2 separate regions of the Homo sapiens genome follow, and region 1 is linked to region 2. The links are chromatin contacts, found by Hi-C in ENCODE. All regions are on one chromosome and are shown on one strand. The core of a region is the stretch at or near the end of the contact, and the rest is flanking DNA. Distances in the headings are between cores, read along the strand shown.

Region 1 (6,767 bases), core at 2,718-5,217, 200 kb before region 2:
AATTAGAGTCCAAGAAGCCCTAAAGTCATGTGATTTTTTTTTTTTTTTTGAGAAGTCACTACAGCTGATTGATGTTCAGGCCCTTCCCTTGACCCAGCTACCACTTTCCCTTATCATCCTGTGTCCTTCTTATTATCTCCCTGCCACATTTGCTTTCTCAATATGTTTTATTACAGCATTTCTTTATAAACATTTACAGGCTGGGCATGGTGGCTTACGCCTATAATCCCAACACTCTGGGAGGTCAGGAGTTTGAGACCGGCCTGGGCAACACAGTGAGACCTGTCTCTACCAAAACCAAAAAATATTTACAAAGCAGCCAGGCCATTGAAGCCCTCATAAAACATCCCCTTCTCCATGCCCTCACTCTCATTCTGGTTTGTAAGTGCTTGCTTGGCAGGCTTGTGATAAAGGCCCAGGCCCCTGTGATGGTTGTGGTATTGCTCAGCACTTTGCCTGGGGAACTACTATTGGAGGGCTGGAAATTAAAGCCAACCTGAAACCCAGTGGGGCACCAGTCATCAACCAAGTGTATGGCACACTTGGTCTTGGTGGGACAATGGCAGCATTCAGTCTTTAGGCTACAACCCTGGGGCAGAACATGCAGAGCAAGCTCTGTACTTGCTTTGGTCAGTGTCATATCTGGCCATCTGATTGGAGAGTACAAAGTAGGTACTGGCGATCTCCAAATGTAAGCACTGCTCAACCAGGTAATTGGTTAGTAGGTCACAAAAAGGAAGTTAATTTGGAGGTAGGGGACCAAGCTGGCCTTAAACTCTGAGAGGTCTGCTTTCAGGGTACCATCAAAGTTCAGGGAGGTAGTGATGGAGGAAGTCTGGTCCAAGCAGTGGTTAAAGTATGTGGGGCCCTGGGGGTATAGGTTGCAATGACATGTGTTGGTCCATTGTCTCCCAAGAAGACACAGTCCAAGGGTTCCAGGGTGGCACGGTGGTCAGGATAGAGTTGTAGGGTTCCACCATTGCTGGCAACACCCAGGGGATAGGTGGATGGCCAATTCTAGCTTGGATTTCTTGCCATTGTTGAAGATGACTCCATCAGCAGCAAGGTGAAGCTAGAACAGAGCTACTCCCAGAGTTGAGGAAGATCATGAAGTCCTGTAGTCCTATGCACTGCTTGTCAGTTTCTGCATAAACTCTAGTATTGGATCAATGGTCTCTTTCTCTCTTTTTTTCTTTCTTTTCTTTTTTTGTGACTGTGCAGCAGGCACAGGCATCTTTGAGAGCAGACTCCAGGTCCATAAAGACCAAAGCGCTACAGGAGTTGCTGCAAAATCCTAAGGTTTCATTACTGGACTCAGTACCACTGGGCTTGCACTGTGTTCCAGGCGGTAGGGTCTTCAACAGACACTCTGAGAGGTGGGATTGTAGGGCATCAGTTTCTGCAGACACACTACAAGTGTCTGGCAACACTATTGTGGAGGCTAAAGTAACTCCATCTCAGATGCTAATCCACAATGTTGATTTCTGAGTAACCCCAGTTTTGGGAAGGCCTCCAAGTTTTCTACTTTATCTATTGTTCCTTGTATAAGAGCATGTGACAGGCTGTTCTTACATTGTTATAAAGAAATACAGCTGGGCGCGGTGGCTCATGCCTGTGATCCCAGCACTTTGGGAGGCAGTGGAGGGAGGATCATTTGAGGTCACGAGTTCAAGACCAGCCTGGCCAACATGGTGAAACCCCATCTCTACTAAAAATACAAAAAATTAGCTGGGCGTGGTGGCGGGTGCCTGGAATCCCAGCTACTCAGGAGGCTGAGGCAGGAGAATTGCTTGAACCTGGGAGGTGCAGGTCATAGAGAGCCAAGATCATGCCACTGCACTCCAGCCAGGGCAACAGAGTGAAACTCCGTCTTAGAAAAAAAAAAAAAAAGAATTACCTGGGACTGGGTAATTTATAAAGAAAGGTTAATTGGCTCATGGTTCTGCAGGCTATACAGGTGCTGGTATCAGCTTGGCTTCTGGAAAGGCCACAGGGAGCATTTACTCACGGCAGAGGGCAAAGCGGGAGCAGGCATCTTACATGACTAGAGCAGGAGCAAGAGAGTGAGGGGTAGGTGCCATACACTTTTAAACAACCAGATCTCACAAGAACTTACTATTGCAAGGACAGCATTAAGGGGATAGTGCCAAATCATTCATGAGAAATTCACCCCCAGAATCTAATCACCACCCATCAAACCCCACCTCTAACACTGGAGATCACAATTCAACATGAGATTTAGAGAGGACAACACCCAAATTGTATCAGAGCACATACTTACCTACCTGCCCTTAGGTCAAAACAACCTTAGTCTGGGAGGGTAACAGCACAGAGATTTACCTGTCTTGCTGCTGTCCAAGACCATGCTTCTGTCCGTAAGTTCCCTAATAAATCACCTTTTGCTGACAAGCTGGATTTGTCTCCTTCATTCTTTAGTTTCTCAGCTCCTTCTGTATTTGGAGGTCACTTTGAATATACGGCCCTTTCATGAAACAACCAGGAATTCCTGTAAAAATGTTTTTTATATGTTCTGGTCTTCCCTAAAATATTTTATGAATTAGATCAAACACAATAAAAAATGTATTAGTTATTACTATGCCTAAGAGATTATAAGTGGCTTTCCCCCCTCTAAATTACAGAAGACACCATTCCTATCCTAGAGGACTTTCTCGTGTAGTTGGAAAGATATTCGATAATGTTTATTTAAAAGCTGTAACAATTACACAAGGCTGAGAACCTGAGAGCTAGATGGGTGATAAAGACAGGTTTACAGTGGGGCTCAGAGGAGAGAAAAAGAGGGAGGAGAGTCAGGGAAGGAGAACAATGAACTGAGTCTAAAATAAAGGTTAATATATTCGCGTAGGATCTATCAAAACAGGAGCAGTATTTCAACCCATTGTTTTCAAGCACCTAGAACAAAGTGAGCCCATAGTAGACACACACCAAACATAAATGGATGAGTAGTAGTGGGTGGCAGAATTCCAAAAGCAGGTTGCACCTGATTGCTAAAAGGCTTGAAAACAGGTCAAGAAATACTGCTATTTAGGTTAGTCATTTCACCTCAATAACTCGAAGTACCTAAACATAGACTTTTTTTTTTTTTTTTGAGACGGAGTTTCGTTCTTGTTGCCCAGGCTGGAGTGCAATGGTGCGATCTCGGCTCACCGCAACCTCCGCCTCCCGAGTTCAAGCGATTCTCCTACCTCAGGCTCCCGAGTAGCTGGAATTACAGGTATGCGCCACCGCGCCCGGCTAATTTTGTATTTTTAATAGAGACGGGGTTTCTTCAGCTCAGGCTGGTCTCCAACTCCCGACCTCAGAAAATCCGCCCGCCTTGGCCGCCCAAAGTGCTGGGATTACAGGCCTGAGCCACCGCGCCCGGCCAACACCGACTCTTTTCACCCTCCCAGGTATCTAGAGAGTCGAGTGGGAGGGAAATTGCTGGCTCTGGCCACTACAGTAACATCAGCACCTAGAGCAGTGCTCAACTGACTGAAGGCTCCTGTGAGTCGCCCTCTCCCCCTGGCCCCCCAACCCGCGGGGAAAGGCTGGCGGGACGCCACACAGCACCTCGATTACGCCATTTCATTTGCCACTGCACCATCTATCGGACACTAGCTAGGCTCTTCCAGGACCGGACGCACCTCCGTCCCCAAGGTGCCACCTGACAGCCAACACCGACGGGGTGATGCATGAATACAGTCATTATTCAAATTAGCTAAAACACCTAACTCATTCGGGTGAGTCTCGCCAGTCCCTCTGGGCTGACTGTCCCGCCCCGCGCTTACACCCGGGAGCGTCGGGCGGGAGAACTAGTGCATGCTGGCTGGGGATGGCGGACGCAAAGCCGGAGGCAAGGCCGCGCACGCGCAAACGCGGGCGCGCCGCCGGGCCGTGCTAGTGCGCGGAAGACGCATGCGCTGGCGGCCTGCGCCGCCTTAAGTGCCGCGCCAGCCCGGGGCGGCCCAGTCGGCCTGTCAGCCGGCTTCGAGATAAGTCCCGGCGCTTGCGCGGCGGCGGCTATGGCGGCGGAGGAGGAGGAGGTGGACTCTGCCGACACCGGAGAGAGGTAAGCGCAGCCGGCAGGGGGCTTCGTGTGTCTCCGGCGCGCACCCTCCGCGCGGGCCGGGTTAGGGCCCAGCGGGCAGCACCAAGGAGTCGCCGCCCGCCTGGCGACGACGGGCGGCTTCCTCGACCCTCCCCGGCATGAGTCCGCGCGGCGCCCAGAGGCGTCCCGGCGCCGCTCTGCCTGGGAGAGGCTCCCCTCAGCGTCGGGGCCCCGAGGTGTCTGAGCCGGACTCCGGCCGCGCCGGGAGGCCGCCTTGACCCCGCGCGGAGGGTCCGCCCCGTTGTTGTATAAGCCACCCCGCGGGCCGGCGACGGAGCTGGCCGCGGCGGCCGCACCGGCTCGGGCTCTGCCAAGGGACCCGGCCTGCCCCAATGCCGCCGGCGGGCGGTGCCCGGTCGACCCTGCACCTGACTGCGAGGCGCGGGAAATGACCGGGTCTGTCAGCCTCCCATCGCGGCTTCCGTCTACAGGTACTACCTGTGCTCTGTCCAGCCTCAGCCACTGGACGATCCTTCCCGTAGCCGTAGGAAGGGGCGGCGCTTCCTTGGAGGGGATATTAGAGGCCCGAATTCGCCCGGGAAGCGGCGGGAGGGCGGGGGTGCCGGGAAGGAGGGAGGGGAGAAGGAGTGAGGGAAGTGGGTGTATGGCTGTGAGTTTCAGATACTTCATAGAAAGAAAGTTAGCCCTTAAGATAGAGATACACGTTCAAATGTCATAATTCATCTTTCGGATGAAGGTCTTTGGCTTGCAAGCTCCACTGTCCCTTATTTGTTTGCGCTTCTGGGATTATTCTGGCTTTACTGGCGAAGTGTGTGTTGCATGTGCCTTAGAAGAACACACATAATGTATAGGAAACTGTGGAAGTTGGAGGGCAGATGTCTAATGTGAAACTTTTTTATATACAGGTATAGTGAGTTTATTCTTTTCTACACCTAAATGACTTCTTGCACTTGTTAGTAGAAGAATAGTAGTTAATGAGTGGAATAATTAAATTGTTATGGAGGTTATTGCCTTGTTTCTCAAGGCCTGTCGTTTGTATTGGAAAGTAAACTTCCCCCATATATATTTAATTTTTTGACGTCGGTTCTACTTCAGACGTCTGGAGAAATTTGCCTAGGAAACATAACCTAAATGATAGAATATGGAGTACCATGAAGACAGGGATATTTGGAAAGATGTCATGGGGAAAAATTGTGAAATATTAGAAAGGAAGTTATTCTCTTGAGTTTTGTTTATTTGTTGAGGTTTGTTGATGAACTTCCTCGTTGCACTGAGGTGAAATGTTGAATGTCATGTGGACGCAAGTAGGAACGTAATTGGTAGGTTGTGTTCTCATCTTGTTTGTCACAACATTTTTGACTCTTGACACTACTTTCAGGTGGACTATTTGGTTTTGATGTAGTGGGGCCTTGGAGTCCAGGACACAATCGTGAAAGGGTTTTATGGCTTGGAGTGATGGTTGGAGGTCATTGGAGGTAGATGATTAAAAAATCCTTAGCAGCTGATCAGCCATAGTTTCTAGACAGAAGTGGGCTTCGCTGGTATTCTTGGCAATATGCTTTAGCAGTGTCCAGTGACTATCCCCAGAAGTGATCCTGTTAAATCCAAGGTTGCCCCTGTGTGCTGGGTATTATTGTTCCCATTTTGCAGTTGAAACTGCCACTGTAAAGGCTGCTAACAGCCTGCCAGCAAGTAGCAGGGCTGGATTGGAACCCTTTGTGGAACCCTTTGAGGTGTCTGGATTTAATCTAAGGTGCTTACCCTGTATCCCTGCTGCCTGTCACTGGAATTGGGACTCATGTGGGATGTTTGGCTCTTGTTTGAATACAGTTCCCTACCCTTAAGACATTTGAGGTTTAGATAGGGAGATAACATTAACAAAGGAAAGTTATAAAATGGTCATCTGATGGCTTTTTGGAGAATATGATTCTTGTCCTTTGCTTTGTGGCACTTAGTGAAGACAGGCATACTGGGATCCATTTTGCTTTCAACATCCAACCCCTTTCAGTTGCAATACAGTTGAGAAAGCTAAATGTAATGAGAGTAGAGTAGACTTCTGTGAATTGCTTTAAGTTGTCCTAGAGAATGATTTAGTGTCAATTGAGTTGAGAGAAAGCTGTCACAGAATTGCTCAGTTGCAGGGTAGACCATAAAAGAGGTGATTTGCAGTTGTGTGCTGGAGTTGATTTGTACCAGCAAGCCATTGCTAAATTTTCAGGAATTTTGCCAACGGTTGGCAGCTTGAAATTGGCCATGGTGGGAGTATTTACACCACGGAAATCATCAAATGCTATAAATAAGGTATAAATAAGGGATTTTTCTCTCCCCTCCCTGCTTCAGTTTGTTTGCCAGCTCCCCACTGGGTTTACATTAGACTGTGAATGTAGGTCTTTGCCTTGGAGATAGGAGAGTGGATTTCTCTATCTAATCTTTTTAAAAACTGGCAAGATATGTGCCTTTCTCTCTGCTGCCTTCTCTCCTTCCCAAACCTTTGCCACCTGATATCTTAAAAATCACAAAACTTTTCACTGCCACATCCCAATGGCCTTCTAGTTTTTTTCAGTACTTCTTCTTGGGTCCTTTTTGGTGTTTGTTACTGTAATGATAGCTACTACTTTTTGAAACTCTTATTAGACATTCTAGGTCTTAATGACATTTTGCCTTTTATCTTACCTTACCTGACCAACAATAACTTTTA
Region 2 (6,880 bases), core at 3,931-6,430:
TTATTTGTGGGAGCTAAAAATTAAAATAATTGAACTCGTGGAGATAGAGAGTAGAAGGATGGTTACCAGAGACTGGGAAAGGTATGGGAGGGAGAGTGGGGATGGTTAAGGGGTATAAAAAATAGTTGGAAAGAATGAATAAGACCTAGTATTTGACAGCACAACAGGGTGACTATAGTCAAACATAATTTAATTGTACATTTTAAAATAACTAAGAGTATGAGTGGATTATTTGTAACACAAAGGAAAAATGCTTGAGGTGATGGATCCCCCATTCTCCATGATGTGATTATTATGCATTGCATGCCTGTATCAAAATATCTCATGTGACCCATAAATATATACACCTACCATGTACCCACAAAAATAAAAATAAAATAAAAAATAAAGATACAGGAAAAGAAGAAAACATTCATTATGCTGAGCACTTTTTGGGCCTGTTCAGTCTAGTAAATCATATACTTTTGTTCTGAAATATTTCAGAATATTGTTCTCTTCGATAATTTTCTCTCTTCCATTTTCTTTATTTTCTCTGGAGTATTGGGCCTCTAATATGAATCTAATGTTTTTTACCACACTTTTTGAGACTTTACCCACTTTAGCCCCATCCTTTTTATTGCATTTTATTTCTGTTTTTGTGTTCTTTTCATTTTCAACACCTCTACCGTCCCCTAAATAGTCTTGTCTTATGGATGCAGGGCCTTCGCTCCCTTCAAGGGTGGAGCAACATGATCTCTGTTTACTCTAATTTCCTTTTCTCCTCTTGTTTTGATATTTGCTTTCCATGGTGAAGATTTTCCTTGTAATCATTGCCTTTTCATTTATATTAGGAAGGTGGCATCCAAGGTTGGCTGGAAGCTCATTAAGTAGAATGAGCTTGCCAATAGGGTCTTTGCTGAGGATGATCAGGCAGGGGACCTGCTGCTGTTCCTTTGGAAGATTCCGCCAAAATTCAGTATTTCTGCTCTTTCCTCTGGTTTCTGGCCTGGGGAATCTAATGCATTCTGGGAGCCTACTGGGGAAATAGGACTGAAGTGGGGGTAAAGCTGCAAAATTTCGTTTAACCTTGTTTCTGTCCAGGGCCTCACCTCTACCCCAGCTGTGCCTGGCAACTCTGGGTTGGAAGCCAGCCTGGATCAGTTTCTTCGGAGGGTAAAACTTCAGGCTTCTGCTGGGGCAAGGAAGGCCTTGAGCTCAGGTTGTGTTGGGCAGGGATTTAACGACTCTTCACACAGACGTATCAAACCTTCTTCCTTCAGCTCCTCCAATTACCCCAACTTTCAGAGGTTCCTGGTCCTTCAATTCTTGAGTGTTTATAAGTGTCTGCAGCATGAATGGACTTGTTTCTTGTTGCCATTCCCATCTGCAGGCTTCCGACAGCGGAGAAAGTTGAGTGTTAATTAGGTTTTATTCCTTCTGTTAGTCCTCATGGTGCATATATTCTTATTACTTGAATACAAGTCCTGGTAAGTAGGTTCCCTGCATTCTGTTGGACCTGTTCTCACAACCCTAGGATGTAGGTACTATTATTAACCCCAAGTAGAGAGGAGGAAATGGAGTTTGAAAGTGGTAGGTAATCTATGTTAGGGCACACTGCCGTGGTTTGAACCCAGGGAGCTTGACCACCCTTTCCCTGACCACCATGTTAGGCAGTCTCATGGGGTTGCAAAACCAGAAGATGGGGGTCAAGGTGCTAGAGAAGAGTGATCCTGGAAGCTCCTCTGATTGTCTGCTATTGGCTTAAATCCTCTATTGAGTCTCATGGTGAAAATTTGTTACACAGAAGTTTTTGAGAACGCAGAGCACTACTATTGTAGGCGAGCTTTGATTCCCAAGCAGCACAGACTTTGTGGCCAGGCCAGGCACCTCACAAGGTGTCTGAGCTTAGACATGACCTGAAGAAGAAAGCGTTCTGAAATCAGGGGTTTTCAAATATACCACATATTAGAATCACCTGGGGAGCCTTTCACAATCCAGATGTTTGGGAGCCCTGCCTCCCCAAATCAATTAAATTAGAATCCTTAGGAATGGGACTTTGGAATCTATATTTTGTAAAGCTTCCCAAGTGATTCCAATGTGCAGCCAAGTTTAGAACCGGGACTGCAGACCAGCAGTTTGCAAACTGTAATACGCACCTGAATTATCTGAGAATCTTGTTGCAATGCAGATTCTGATTCACTAGGTACTATGGTCTGAATGTTGATGTCCTCCCAAAAGTCACATATTGGAACTTAGTCTCCAATGTTATGGTATTGAGAGGTGGGGCCTTCAGGAGGTGATTTGGTCAAGAGGATAGGGCCCTCATGAATGGGATTAGTGCCCTTATAAAAGAGGCTTGAGGGAGCCCTTTGCCTCTTCCACCACGTGAGGACACAGCAAGAAGGTACCGTCCATGAGGAATGGGCCCTCACTGAACGAGACACTGAATTTGCCAGCACCTTGATCTTGGACTTTCCGGCCTCCAGGACCGTCAGCAATAAGTTTCTGTTGTTTATAAATTACCTAGTGTAAGGTATTTTGTTATAACAGCCTGAACAGACTAAGTCACTAGGTCTATCCAGCTCCCAGGTGATGCTGCAGGTCCACGACCGCACTGCAGATAAAACGGGCAGGAAGTTATTTCCTCGGAGGCAGCATCTAAGGTTGGCATTGAGGTGTGAATTTCAAGTTAACGGTTAAATTTTTTTTTTCATAATTACTATAAAAATTCATGTATTGCAAAAAGGGATATAAATTCTATAACAGAGTTCATCTAAAAAATGTAAGGAGAATATTCATTAGCAAAGGCTTTATGCTTTTAAAAAGTAGATGTTACTGAAGATTTCATAAGAGAGGTGATGCTGGTTTCCACCTCACGTTAAGTTTATAACCCAAACAACCAGCTGAGAGCCCCAGGCATCCCCAGCCTCAGGACATCCAGGGGCCACTGCACCTCTCTGTGGCTTTATGTCCACTCAGCTCTTCCAGCCACTTTTTCCTGCTGAGTCCCCTTCAAGAGCAACACAAAATACCTCCCCTTGAATAAAAAAAGAATAACCTACTCTCTCCCTTAGAAGCACCACCTTGATGTTCCAAACACAGATCAATGCCTGTTCTCAAACAAAAGCAGTACTGTTTCTTAAAGGAACTGTGATAAGTTAAATATTCCTACTTCATTAGACCATGAGAAGAAATCTAGGTTTACAAAAATAATTACGTTTTTGTGTGTTTCTATATGATGGCTAAAGAATTCTAGATGGACCCCAAGGGGTCCAAACATTCAGGGAATTTCTAGGGCTATAAAATAACCTGTATTTATTTATCTCACTTTTCTCCCATCCCCGCCTGGCTTCTCAAATTCTCTTTGCTTTTCTCCACCAGCAGACACGGGTATCACATATCAGAGAGAAAGAATAGTTCCAGAGGAAATCTGTATTGTCCTTATTTCATAAATTGGGTTTAATAATTCATCTAAAAGAGAATTTTTAGCAACACGGTTTGCATAGAAAAAGAGAACATGCCTTCCCTAAATAGACATCTGTTACTCTTGCTGCAACGCTGAGTGGGGAGAAAAAAGGCCAGTCGGGTCCAAGTGCATCTTTCAGATTCACTAAGGACATCATGGTCTCCAGTCCCTTAGGCAAAAGTGATTTTAGAGCACGCTGTGCAAGGAAAGGAATTTAAACCACACCTGAAAAGTCTCCTCTTTGTCACTGCAGAAATTTACCTAGAGGTCATTGTGACAAACATGCCTATTCCTAAAACATCTGCAGATTATATGTCCGTTCATTTCCTGGTCATAAAATGCCACCTGCCTAGACCCCCCACTGTTGCCTCAAATATCAAACCAATGTTGTCTTGTGGGGCAGACGGTGGCAGGTTTGGGGTCTGCAGGTCTCCACATGCACACACAAAGCTGTTTAGAACGTCAAGAAAATCAGTCATTCACACAGCTGCGCTGCTCATGCGTGACAGGCTGACTTTAAATATTTGTCACTCCAACTAGCTGACATAGGGGGAGGGGAAGCTGGTAGAATGAAAGGGGAAGAAAATTAACAGAAACCCTAATTGCCCAGGTTTGCTGCCTTGAATATTTCTGCAGTAGCTCTGCGGCAAGCAGCACCATCAACGTTTTCAGACCTGACAATGGGAAAGTTGCCACGGAGTCAAAGACCCAGCCAAAGAGGCAATTAATACCTCCTTTTTTATTTTAGAGACATCATCTATCTCTCTGCCCTGAAAAAAAAAAATGGCTTGAGAATTCTTTCCTAGTTCCTTTTTCCAAAGTGCCCTTATTTTACCACGTCCTTTGCTGAGTCTTGTGCAGTCCTGGGAGCATCTGAATAAACTGAATTTCCCAAATGTTTCAAGTATCTGCAATCATATAAAGTCTTTCTCTTGAAACTTGGCACAGTCTAATGAAATAACTGAGGTATTTTTTTTGAAGGCTGTATTTTGTTTATTAAGAAAGATTGCCTGGAGCAATAACACCCAGAATTGAGAAAGAAAACGGGCACACTTATTCTACTTGGAGGTGAGTGTACTGAGCCCACCCTTCTAGATAATAGTTTGACCCCTTTAAAAGTGTGATGATCTTTGACCTGGCAATCCCATTTGTCCCAAGGAAATAGTGTGTATAAAAAATTGCTGCATTCTGGTGTCCATCATTTATAATAGCAAAAGTTGGGGAGCAACTGAAAAGTCAAAAAATAAGGCTAGTGACAAGTTAAGTCATGGCAAATTTGTATAATGAAATACGGTGTAGTCATTAAAAACATTTGTAGTAGAATATTTGATATGGGGAAATGTTCGTGATGCATTATTAAATATAAAAATTATAAAACACCATGTACATTATGATACTGTTTTAAATTTCTTTTAATCAATTTTGTGATAGTATATGCTTAGAAAAAAATCACTAGATTTTCAACAACGTATAGTATTATGGGGTGGAGAGCTGAGATTATGGGGAACTTTTAGTTTCTTCTTTGTCCTTTCCTGTATTTTCCTACTATAATGCATCACTTAAAGTCAGGGAAAAAAAATCAGAAGTGTGATCAAAGCTTATGTTTTGTCACATTTAAAAGATGCTACGAATCAGTTTAACATGCCAGTGCCCTTTATTTGATAAAGTACCATGTGTGAGATCCCACTTTGCCACGCCAAAGTCAATGACTCTGATGTTTTCCGTGCCGCTGAGTCACACGGTAGGCTACCTCTGGGTTTTCGATGAACTGAACTGTTATTTCAGAGGGAGGGAGGCGAAAAGGATTCATTATTCAATGCGTTTCAAACCGGAGTCCAGGGGGGCGGGGGGGGGCGGGCCTGCGTTTAAAAAATAACGCGTAATGGAGTTAAGATGCAGATTCTGGAGCCAGACTGTCTGAGTTCAAAGGCTCCTAATAGCTGGGCTCCTTAACCTCTCTGTGCCTCACTTCCTCGTCCGGAAATTGAAGCTAATAAGAGCACTGACTTCCCTGGGCGGCGGTTGAAGGCTACCTGTGTGGATCTGGGCACAGCGAAGAGCGGAGCCTTAACAGGGTGAGCACGCCGGTTGCGCGCTCTCCAGAGCAGCCCAGCATCTCCCGCCAGCCTCGCTGCCCGCTCCGCCCCGGCGCAGGGGCCCCAAGCCCACAGGCAACGCCAGCGCGCTCCCAACCGCTGGAGACAGAAACAATGTGCGCGCGCACACGGCCCACGTGCACGCGCGCACGCCCACGCGGCATACAGGCGCGCACGTGCACACGCGCGCCTGCACAGCTCTGCGGCTCTGCTCCGGCCCCACAGGCCCATCTTAAAGTGTTTCGTGCTCTAACTTACCAAACACGTGGCAGCCGGCAGAACGAAAAGGAAAATAAATGAACTGCGACGAAATAAAGCAGGCCTTTCCGCAGTCGGCCACGTCCAACAGCCACTTGGTTCCTAGCGCTTTCTCGTTACCCGGCTTGGGCAAAGCCAGGGAAGAAGGGGATAGGACATAGGGATGGGTTAACAAAGCGGGAGCAACAGACCAAAGTAACCTCCTTGTATTGCCCCCCACCCCTCATCCCCTGGGGACACCGGCCTGGCTCCCGTGGGACCAGCATCGCCATCCCTGTCCCCTGTACGAGACTCTCCGCTGGGCCGAGGGCCGGGCTTGTGTTTGGGAAGGTGGGTGCCAGGGCCCGTGCTCAGCGACCTTCCAGAGCAACTGCATCAAATGATGCTGGCTTTCTTCCCAGCCAGTCCCCAGCCACACCCATAGGGGACAGCAGTGGCAGCCCGGGACTCTATTTCCTGCCTACCCCTGGACAGGAAAGCCACCCGCAGGCGCCTTCACCTTGGTCCACGTCTCACTCGGATGATTCAACAAGGCTCTTTGGGAAAAAAAATTGAATTCGCCATTGAGAACACACATAAGAAACCAATAATCATTTTTGGTTTTTATGATGGAAACAGGCACAAAAATCACAATTTTATATAGGTTCAAGACTGCTTCCTCTCAGCAGCCCAGAGCTCTTTAAAGTAAAAATAAAAATAATCTTTCAGGTTTTTTTCTTGTGTATCTTATGGAATGTATATTAAAGTCCTGAATGCTAAAACTCCATTGAAATTTTATTTGGTTGGTGCAAAAGTAATTGCAGTTTTTGCCTTTTTTTAAAAAATTAAATTACTTCTGCACCAACCTAAGTAGTCTTCATTATCAAGTGAATTTCACCAACTGAACAGACTTTGAAAGAAATAGACACAAAAGGAAAAATCAGCAAACACGAATATTAAAAGTCTACTATTTAGTAGCTACTGATCCTGTTTGAAATCAATTCCTCTCTTTTTCTTCATACTGTCTCCTGGCCTCCCATATACTAGAGTTTTATAGACAACGTGGTCGCCCTCTGGAGCTGATTTGACCCCACTCCTCTTT

The links. Hi-C counts contacts between places; a loop is a spot of excess contacts on that map. Pooled maps may share reads with other maps.
Region 1: a map of endothelial cell of umbilical vein shows a loop between it and region 2 (11-fold over the local background). The contact joins the promoter of ABHD5 here to the enhancer-like site in region 2. A Hi-C loop is called at or near these places in 3 of 168 maps with a recorded cell type or tissue (B cell, endothelial cell of umbilical vein and posterior cingulate gyrus), 3 of 37 single-sample maps with no recorded cell type and 14 of 50 pooled maps.

The regions. Positions count from the first base shown.
Region 1 is chr3:43,686,971-43,693,737 of GRCh38, forward strand. It overlaps ABHD5 (abhydrolase domain containing 5, lysophosphatidic acid acyltransferase), which reads left to right and starts at 3,968. Exons shown (of 7, transcript NM_016006.6): 1 at 3,968-4,069. The coding sequence starts at 4,023. It also overlaps a transcript of ANO10 not described here and the pseudogene TUBAP3. RefSeq lists a silencer at 4,140-4,619.
Region 2 is chr3:43,888,756-43,895,635 of GRCh38, forward strand. All of the region lies in intron 1 of LOC107986081 (a long non-coding RNA gene), which reads right to left. Among named protein-coding and RNA genes, the nearest start is that of ABHD5, 200 kb to the left of the region's middle. Within about 2 kb of position 5,181, at least 7 of the 41 ENCODE cell types and tissues checked have a DNase peak (open chromatin) inside an H3K27ac peak, as active enhancers do; they include endothelial cell of umbilical vein, where a contact is called at or near this core.